Regions from separate parts of the Homo sapiens genome. Here region 1 is linked to region 2. A link is an interaction called in ENCODE POLR2A ChIA-PET data of the cell type or tissue named here. Cell type or tissue: A673. All regions are shown on one strand. Links, peaks and the distances in the headings refer to the core of each region. The heading gives the core; the rest is flanking DNA. Region 1 overlaps MAGI1 (membrane associated guanylate kinase, WW and PDZ domain containing 1). Region 2 overlaps MAGI1 (membrane associated guanylate kinase, WW and PDZ domain containing 1).

Region 1 (4,397 bases), core at 279-4,278, 60 kb after region 2:
TATTGCTGAGATGTGTCCCAGGCCAACAGTAGTATCTTTCTCTTTTCTTTAATTCAGGAGGTTACAACTAGTTTTTTGGATTTTACTCTCAGTGCAGTGGAACTAAGTGAATAAAACTTAAAAGTGTTTCTTCCCTGCCTTTGCTGCTGTGATGGGCTAGTGAGGATGTTCTCCCGGTGGAATCTAGTTGTCAGCCGTTTATTATCTCCTCAAGTTTGAAGCGTGGAATGCTACTTTTATGACATGGCCATTTCATATGCTGATTCTCCCACCTCATCTGTCATAAAGATATTTGTTTTGGGACCAGTCAGCAGTATTTCTTGTTCATAATTGTCCTGCCAACATATAGCTCTCCTTTGGTGATACCATTTCCAAATCCCTGATGTTTTGGCTGAATTGTGACACATGGAGTCCTTCCTGACAGGGGATATGAGATGTTGTATATATACCATTTAGCCCACAGTGACATGCGCTAAGGGTCACTGATTTTGGCTACTACTGTGATGATGACAGCAGCCATCACTGCCAGCACTACTGTTACTACTGTTATCATTACTACTGTGTGGGTTTTTACAGGAATTTTCTTCCAAGGCTATTTTTTTTTTTCTTTCTTGAGACAGGGTCTTGCTCTGTCACCCAGGTTGGAGTGCAGTGGTGCAATCTCAGCTTAATGCAACTTCTACCTCTGAGGCTCAAGCAGTCCTCCTGCCTTAGCCTTCTGAGTAGCTGGGACTACAGGTGTGTGCCACCATACCCAGCTAATTTTTATATTTTTAGTAGAGACTGGGTTTCATCATGTTGCCCAGGCTGGTCTTGAACTCCTGCTTCGGCCTCCCAAAGTGCTGGGATTACAGGCGTGAGCCACTGAGCCCAACTTTTTAATCACACAGATTCTAGTAGCTGATGCCATGTGTCTGTTAGGGATGACAAGGGCAGGAACTACAAGGGGAGAGGAGAGACTGTAATAGGTAATTAGAGAATGGGCTTCAGAGTTCATCAGACAGACCCAGTTCAGCCCACTTATCAGCTGTGTGACTTGAGACAAATTTGTGATTCTTTCTAAGGTTGGTTTCCTAGTCTGTAAAGTGGGAATAATAATAATAACCATCATGAAATGATAATGCTACCATTTTGCTCCTTTCTATGTACCAGGTATTGTACCTAGACTATCAACTTCAAACCTTATAACTCTAAATTGAGTTGTAGAACTCATGATTATTCCCAGTTTACAGATGATTCTGAGCACAGAGAGGTTAAGAACTTTGCCTGAGAACACACAGCCAGCACATAGTAGAGCTGGGATTATGTCACAGGTGGTCAGGTTGCCCAAGGTTGTTATAATATGTGAAGCTTTAAGCATGATGTCTCCTAGGTAACATTTATTCCAAGTGTAATAACATGATCATAAGGTAGGCTTTAATTGTTAAAGAGACCTGTTTCTTCCCTTAATCGCCTGACTTCTCTCTGCTTGGAACCTTTACTCCCATATTCAGATTCTGCCTACTGTGGTGGATTGGGGCCAGGTCTTCCACTGTCCTTAGCAATGCAAAATGATTGCCGAAAACAGGGGGCTTAATGGTGGACCCTGGGACTCCCAGCGAACTTAAATGCTTCTCTTTGCTCTCCGCTTCCACCTTAATGTCTAGCTTTGTATCAACAAGTTGAGAAATTTTCGGCCGAGTCTGGTGCATTGATGAGCTGAGTCACTCCCAATTAGGCTGTGGGCCTGCCTGGTGGGGATACTCTTGTTTACCAATGAGCACAAGTCTTTTTGGTGGTTGTTTTTCAAACGTGGATTGATGGTATGGAAGCCATTCTAAAGTGAGGCTTGTATTGACTTTGATCACTGCAACCCCCAGCAGGAGCTCAGGCAGCAGGGGCAGGTGAAAGGAAGTCAGGCGGGCTGAATGATGTGGAGGAAGGCCTTGGAGAAGGAAACTGCCCACTGCAGAAAACCATACTCACCTCTGCTCTTTCCCCTACCTATACCTGTTTCGTAGATAAATTGGAGGCAGCTTCTGGTTGGAGATGGTCGTTAAATCAGTCCAGGCAGCCTTCCTTTGAGCTGTGATCAGGAGCAGGGCCCTGGGCTATTTGTAACCAGCAGACAGCATTGAAGCAAAGTGTAATATTTAAACTGCCACAAACGAAATATGCATTCATGGTGGGAAACATATCCATTTTGTCACTGGTGTGCTTTATCTTTTACTTTTATTTCTTCCTTCTAATATTGGGGTATAATAAACACTTATTCGAGGATGGTAGAGAATAATAATTTATTTTTTCTTTATTTTGGCAAATAAAAAAATAAGTCTGCGTTCTTTTTTTTTTTTTTTTTTGAGACTGAGTCTCGCTCTGTTGTCCAGGCTGGAGTGCAATAGCGCAATCTTGGCTCACTGCAACCTCTGCTTCCCAGGTTCAAGCAATTCGCCTACTTCAGCCTCCCAAGTAGCTGGGATTACAGGCACCCACCACCATGCCTGGCTAATTTTTGTATTTCTGTCGAGACGAGGTTTCACCATATTGGCCAGGCTGGTCTTGAACACCTGATATCAGGTGATCTGCCCGCCTTGGCCTCCCAAAGTGATGGGATTACAGGCGTGAGCCACCGTGCCCGGCCAAGTCTGCATTCTTATATCCAACTTTTGACTTGAAGCCTGGAAACCGTGTTAGGTGAGGTTTTGCCAAAGCCCAGTGTGGTTTTGTGATGTCCGTGTTCCTGTGTTTTTTTTCCTTTTTTTTTTGAGACAGAACCTCACTCTGTCACGTAGGCTGGAGTGCAGTGGTGTGATGATGACTTACTGCAGTTTCCAACTCCTCGGCACAGGTGATCCTCCTGCCTAAGCCTCCTGAGAAGCTGGTGTCACAGGTGTGCGCCACTGTGCCTGACTAATTTTTTAAAACACTTTTTGTAGAGACAGTGTCTCACCATATTGCCCAGGCTGGTCTCAAAGTCCTGGGCTCAAGCAGTCCTCCTACCTTGACTTCCCAAAGTGCTGGAATTACAGACATGAGCCACATGCCTGGCCCCATGTTCCTGTTTTGTTATGGGGTGTTCTGTTCTCATAGATGATCAGGTTCTTTTCCAGTGATCAGAAAGCTTTTGAGTTTGTCTCTACAAAAATACAAAAATTAGCCAGGCATGATGGTGGGTGTCTGTAATCCCAGCCACTTGGGAGGCTTAGGCAGGAGAATTGCTTGAACCTGGGAATCAGTTAAACTAAAATACAGGTGACTGTTTTGGTAGGAAAATATTTTCCCACCTTCTTCTTACCTTACTGATTTCATGTCTGAGAGCTAAGACACTTTCTCCAAGTGTCTTAGAGGCATGCTGTCTTCTTCTGGATTCAAATTGAGGTCATCTCTGGGGAACCTCTCTACGTGGATACAAGTGGAGAAAAACACATTAAAATATCTGTGGGTGTTTGAGAGCTGCTCACATTTTCAGGGAGGCTGCCAACATTTATGTTTGTGCCCTAAGTATTGTATAAGTCCATGCCCTGAGATGTTACTCATCCCAGTTTCGTGTTTGTTGGTAAAGAGGGAGTTGTACCTTGTAGAGTTTCATTTCTTCTCTCCCATACATTGACTCATATTGGTGATTATGTCAAAAACTACTTAATTTGTATAAAGGCATCTCCAACAGCAGTTTATATAAATCCCATATGGGAAAAGGTCCCATAAGTTGGACCACAGAGTATGTTGATCACAGCCTGGAATTTGGACTCACACTTGCATTTGAGTCCCAGCTTAAACTTGGATAAGGTTTTTGTTTTGTGTTAATTTAATTTTTACTTAAAAATTAGAGCATAGGCCAGGCGCAGTGGCTCATGCCTGTAATCCCAGCACTTTGGGAGGCCGAGGCGGGCGGATCATGAGGTCAGGAGATTGAGACCATCCTGGCTAACATGGTGAAACCCCGTCTCTACTAAAAATACAAAAAATTAGCTGGGCGTGGTGGCAGGTGCCTGTAGTCCCAGCTAATCGGGAGGCTGAGGCAGGAGAATGGCATGAACCTGGGAAGCGGAGCTTGCAGTGAGCTGAGATTGGGCCACTGCACTCCATCCTGGGCGACAGAGCAAGACTCTGTCTCAAAAAAAAAAAAAAAAGCATGATACATGCAGATAATCTTAAGAAATTCAAAAGTACTTTAAGATTTATCACAAAAACATTAATCTTTAATATCACTGCTGCCCATTCTTCAGTGTGACATCACAGAGGGCACCACCTTTAACTCTGTAAGCTGTTCCTTCTGGCATTTCCCTCTATATTTAGAAATGATATGTTCATATTTATATTTATTGTGATTTCAATTTTAGGTATTATCTATTGTTATTTTCTGTTATCCCTGGTAAAGAAGTTGAGGATTTAATTTTGTTTTACTCCGTAAAACCCAC
Region 2 (4,397 bases), core at 95-4,094:
TTGTGCAGTCTGATACGCACTTTGGTTACATTTATTTTGTTTACTCCTTGTAGTAGTTCCATAAAATTCAGAATGTTACCAATACTAAAGCTGAGGAAACAATCTCAGTAGAAAAGTAATGGGACCCGTGTTATAGACTGAATGTGAATCTCCCCAAAATTTATATGTTGAAATCATAACCCTCAATGTGATGGTGTAAGGAAGTGGGACTGTTGGAACCTTTGGGAGGTATTTAGATCATAGGGGTGGAGCCCTCATGAATGGGATTAGTGCTCTTATAAAACAGACCCCAGAGAGCTTTCTCACTTTCTTTTCTGCCACGTGAAGATACAGTGAGAAGATGGCAGTCCATATCCCAGAAGAGGGTCCTCAGCAGAATCTGACTGTGCTGGAACCCTGATCTTAGACTTCAGCCTCCAGAGCTCTGGGAAATAAATTTCTGTTATTTATAAGTGACTCAGTCTATGATATTTCGTTATAGCAACATGAACGGACTAAAACATCCCCTAATTTCTTGTGAGAGTGTGGCATACAGAGTAAATTCTTTGAGCAGCCATTCCTAGTATTGCTTTCCCTAAGCGCTCTCTGCTTTGCTTGGAATAAGAGGTAGGAGGGTTTGGAGAACACTCCCCTGGGTGTTATTCTAGTGCTTCACTGCTTTCCCTCTTAAAGGGCGGCCTAGCCTAGCTCCTGGCACATGTTTGCCAGTGATGTAGAAATTCTGTTTCTAAGGATTAAAGAGGTAGGGATGAAAATAATTAGGCAACTTGCAGCCTCTGCCACACTCATATTTCAAGATTCTTCTTTGATTTTTTTCATTTTAGTCACTTAATGATTCTTCCTTCTTGTTTTATTCTTCCTTGATCTCCAGGGACTGTAAAACAATCCAGAAACTTAGTAATATTATGAACAAGCATTTATCAGCTGGCCACAATGTGCTTATTAATGTTCAAATACTATGAGGAATGTCAGCTTTGCTCCCCAAACCTTGTTAGACTCAAACCCTCATGAGACTTGATACCATGACTACTAATGTCCTTTTATTCCCCAAATCGATTTCCCTTTCCTTTCTTACTGGGTTTTAGATGCAGATGACACAGTCCAGGGAAGATCGGAGGGCCTGTCTGAGTATGGAGAAGTACGAGCTGGTATTTTATATAGCCTATGACACTCCTACTTAATGACTTAGATGGGCTCATAATTTCACATTCACCATTGAAATATTTTTTCTGAAGTTAGAAAATGAACCATCGTTAGGGCTATTTGACAATATTTCTTTGGGATACTTTTCCTCATTCAGTTTGTTTATGAGTAATTTAAGATCCACTGTCATCATCTACATTTAGCTGTTGGTAATTTGTGCGGAGTTCACATTGAGTTATTGATTTTACCCCCTACAGTGTAAACATGAAAGACTATGAAATAATGATCTTGCTGGTGAAATGTTTGTATATTTTTTAATAATGAGGACTAAACATTTGGCTGTATGAGTCTTCCTGCCCATAGGAATAGAAATGTGGAAACCTGCAGGAGATACAAAAGGCATTTTTTTTAAAAAAGGGAAATAGAAAGACTCTTCATGTACAACTGTAGGGCCACAATAACTTCAAAAGAATTTATTTCATTGATGACTTAGTAGCCCATTTAATGCATAATCCATGTTAGTTCAAAGTAAACTAGTTTATGTGTTTTTCTTTTTCTTTAGCAATATAATTTTAATAAATTGATTTTGGGATGGGGGCGCAAACGAATTACTAGTGCTAGTGTTTTACTCTAGTGGCTGAGGTCTCCTAAATTAATGAGTTAAACAGGACAGGATATAGCATCAGAAGAGAGTTCCTGCTGTTTACCTACAATGGTTGCATCCTCACTAAAAAAATATGCACTGCCCTCTGCTACAAAGACACCCACCAGTTCTTTTGTCTTTGAGGACTGTTTCCCCTTGTGCTCTGCCAGTCTATCACAATAAAATGATTTCAGTGATGTGGTCTCATTGCAGGAAATGTTTAATGAGTCTCAGGAAAACTATAAATAAATCTTAGGTCATTGTTACACCGAAGAACATCTTCAGGCCTTAGATAATTAGGATGTCCCGCCTAGGTTTATTACGAGAAATCTTCATTCAAAGAGGTGCATGCTTGATACTTTATTTTAATTTATTTTATTCTGGGCTTTAAATTGTCCTGTCTCAGTGCGGAAAAGGAAGAAGTGTCAAGTCTCTTGGCGAGTAGGGAGGTTGTCATTTTTAACAATGTCCTTATAAGATGGAGGGGACATTCAGAGGTTGGTCATCTTGTCCATCTCCAGCCTGCAAATATTAATAGTACTCGAATCACCTTGAACAGATAAGTGAGAACAGAGCTTGTTGTTAAAGGTCCTTAAAGACCTTTATTTATATTAAGTTAATATATTTAATATAATATTTATATTAGTTCATTTAATATATTTATATTAATTTATTTAGTATAATTATGTTAATATATTATAATATTCATATTAATTTAATATAACATTTACATTAAAGCACATTTCAAAATTGTTTCCCCAAGTAACATTTTAGTTAACTTAAATGGAAAGAAACTGTTCCTATCCACTGACCTAATTCTTTATTTCTCATGGAAGCTCTATTTTTATTTGTAGCTTAGGTAATTGAAGAATGTTCTTGGTAGCTTGAAGTCTGTCTTCCTTGTATGCACTTGGATTTGATAGGAAGAGTGATCATATTGACCCATAATATGGAATATACTTTTTAAGGTCAAGTTATCTGGTCAGCCATTTATTTCCTAATAGAGTATTGCTTGATCCGTATTCTCTTGATTCTGATAATGTCTCTTTTTCTTTTTTTATAAAAGTACATTAAAAAAATAAATGCCATATTTTATTTTCCAACAAACGGAATGATAGCCTGATTAATTCTTATTTGGGCTGGAGTAATCATCTAACAGAACAATGTCCCTTAGGCAAAATCTTACTTAATTTTGGTGTAGTTTCATTACTTATCTCTTTCCCTTTTTTTGGTGTCAAACCTTACTGTCTGCAGTGGCTCTTCTGCTTGTCAGAAGTTAATTAAGTTGTAACTAAAAAAACCCCAAAAAACCCACAAAATAAAAGAAGTGGCTTAAAAATTCTATTTAGCAGGTTAGGCATAGCCAGTTGTGCTTGTGCTTATCCAAAGCAAGCCACCTAGCAAACACACATGCACCCTGATGGCTTCACACCGCAGAGGCTGCCGGTGCCTGTGGTCAGACCATCATCCACAAATTGCTTCACCAGGGGAGTGCTCTCAGCCCCTGACACAACCTCTCTCTTTCTCTGTGGGCCTGTGGGCCACCTCCAGGAAAAACCTGACTTCTAAACAATTTCCTGGTGAGCCAGCTGGGGAAGGAGAGGATTTCCGTAGCTGAACACTGAGCACGGCCATTCAAAACAGACAAAGCTAGCAAGCGTTGGAAATCTGAGGCAAAAGGGCAAGGGAGAAGTGTCAGGGTGGGGCTGGCTGAGGTCTGCAAATAGGCTGCAAGAGTTTTCAAGGTGTTTGTCAGGCTGCCATTCTTTTGACAGCTCTTCAAAATCTCAAACAGTAATAACTTGCTATTGGAATTCAGATTTCAGAACATAGGCCTCCTTGTCTATTGCTAGTTTATTTCCCTGATGAGATTCTCTTCCTGGGACAGTGGGTGTGGTGTAGGGTTTGCTCTTGGTAAGCTATACAAAATTGTTAATCATCAGGAGGAGATACTGTCTGTGGAGAAAATTAGGTAGAGATTAAAACAACCACCACCACCACCATCACCACCACCACCACCATCACCACCACCACCACCATCACCATCACCACCACCATCACCACCACCACCACCAACAACAACAACAACAACTTTGAACCTGAGCTCAGTGGCGCACACCTGTAGCCCCAGCTACTCAGGAGGCTGAGGTGGGAGGATTGCTTGAGTCCAGGAGTTTGAAATTGCAGTGAGCTGTGATTGTGCTACTGTACTCCAGCCTCGATGGCAGAGTGAGACCCTGTCTACACACACACCACACAGATACACACACACCCCGCACGAGACTTTGAAGGTGTAAGGTACTTTGGAGATTGCCCTCTTCTATAACTAACATATTAAAATGTACCCACCTTCCTGATGAAATATAATATATATATATCTACATAAGATTTTTTTTTTTTTTTGAGAGGGAGTCTCTGTCACCCAGGCTGGAGTGCAGTGGTGTGATCTTGGCCCACTGCCTGAGTAGCTGGGATTACAGGCGTGTACCAGCCACACCCAGCTAATTTTTGTATTTTTAGTAGAGACGGGGTTTCGCCATGTTGGCCAGGCTGGTCTCGAACTCCTGCCCTCAGGTGATCGGTATGCCTCAGCCTCCCAAAGTGCTGGGAT

The links. ChIA-PET counts read pairs that join two places held together with the same protein. Peaks named below come from ENCODE experiments on the same cell type or tissue, not always from the same donor. Only the 100,000 strongest peaks of a DNase experiment are listed, where the experiment ranks them.
Region 1: POLR2A ChIA-PET joins it to region 2 with 5 read pairs; 3 of 35 experiments call an interaction of 5 or more read pairs at or near these places.

What each region holds. Positions count from the first base shown.
Region 1 is chr3:65,876,458-65,880,854 of GRCh38, reverse strand. All of the region lies in intron 1 of MAGI1 (membrane associated guanylate kinase, WW and PDZ domain containing 1), which reads left to right. All of the region lies in intron 2 of MAGI1-IT1 (MAGI1 intronic transcript 1), which reads left to right. Among named protein-coding and RNA genes, the nearest start is that of MAGI1-AS1, 15 kb to the left of the region's middle. In A673, for the core only: no CTCF peak of the experiment used is centred there; no DNase peak of the experiment used is centred there.
Region 2 is chr3:65,936,383-65,940,779 of GRCh38, reverse strand. The region is part of intron 1 of MAGI1 (membrane associated guanylate kinase, WW and PDZ domain containing 1); the gene reads left to right. All of the region lies in intron 1 of MAGI1-IT1 (MAGI1 intronic transcript 1), which reads left to right. Among named protein-coding and RNA genes, the nearest start is that of MAGI1-IT1, 16 kb to the left of the region's middle. In A673, for the core only: no CTCF peak of the experiment used is centred there; a DNase peak (open chromatin) is centred at 1,970; H3K27ac peaks cover 2,170 bases.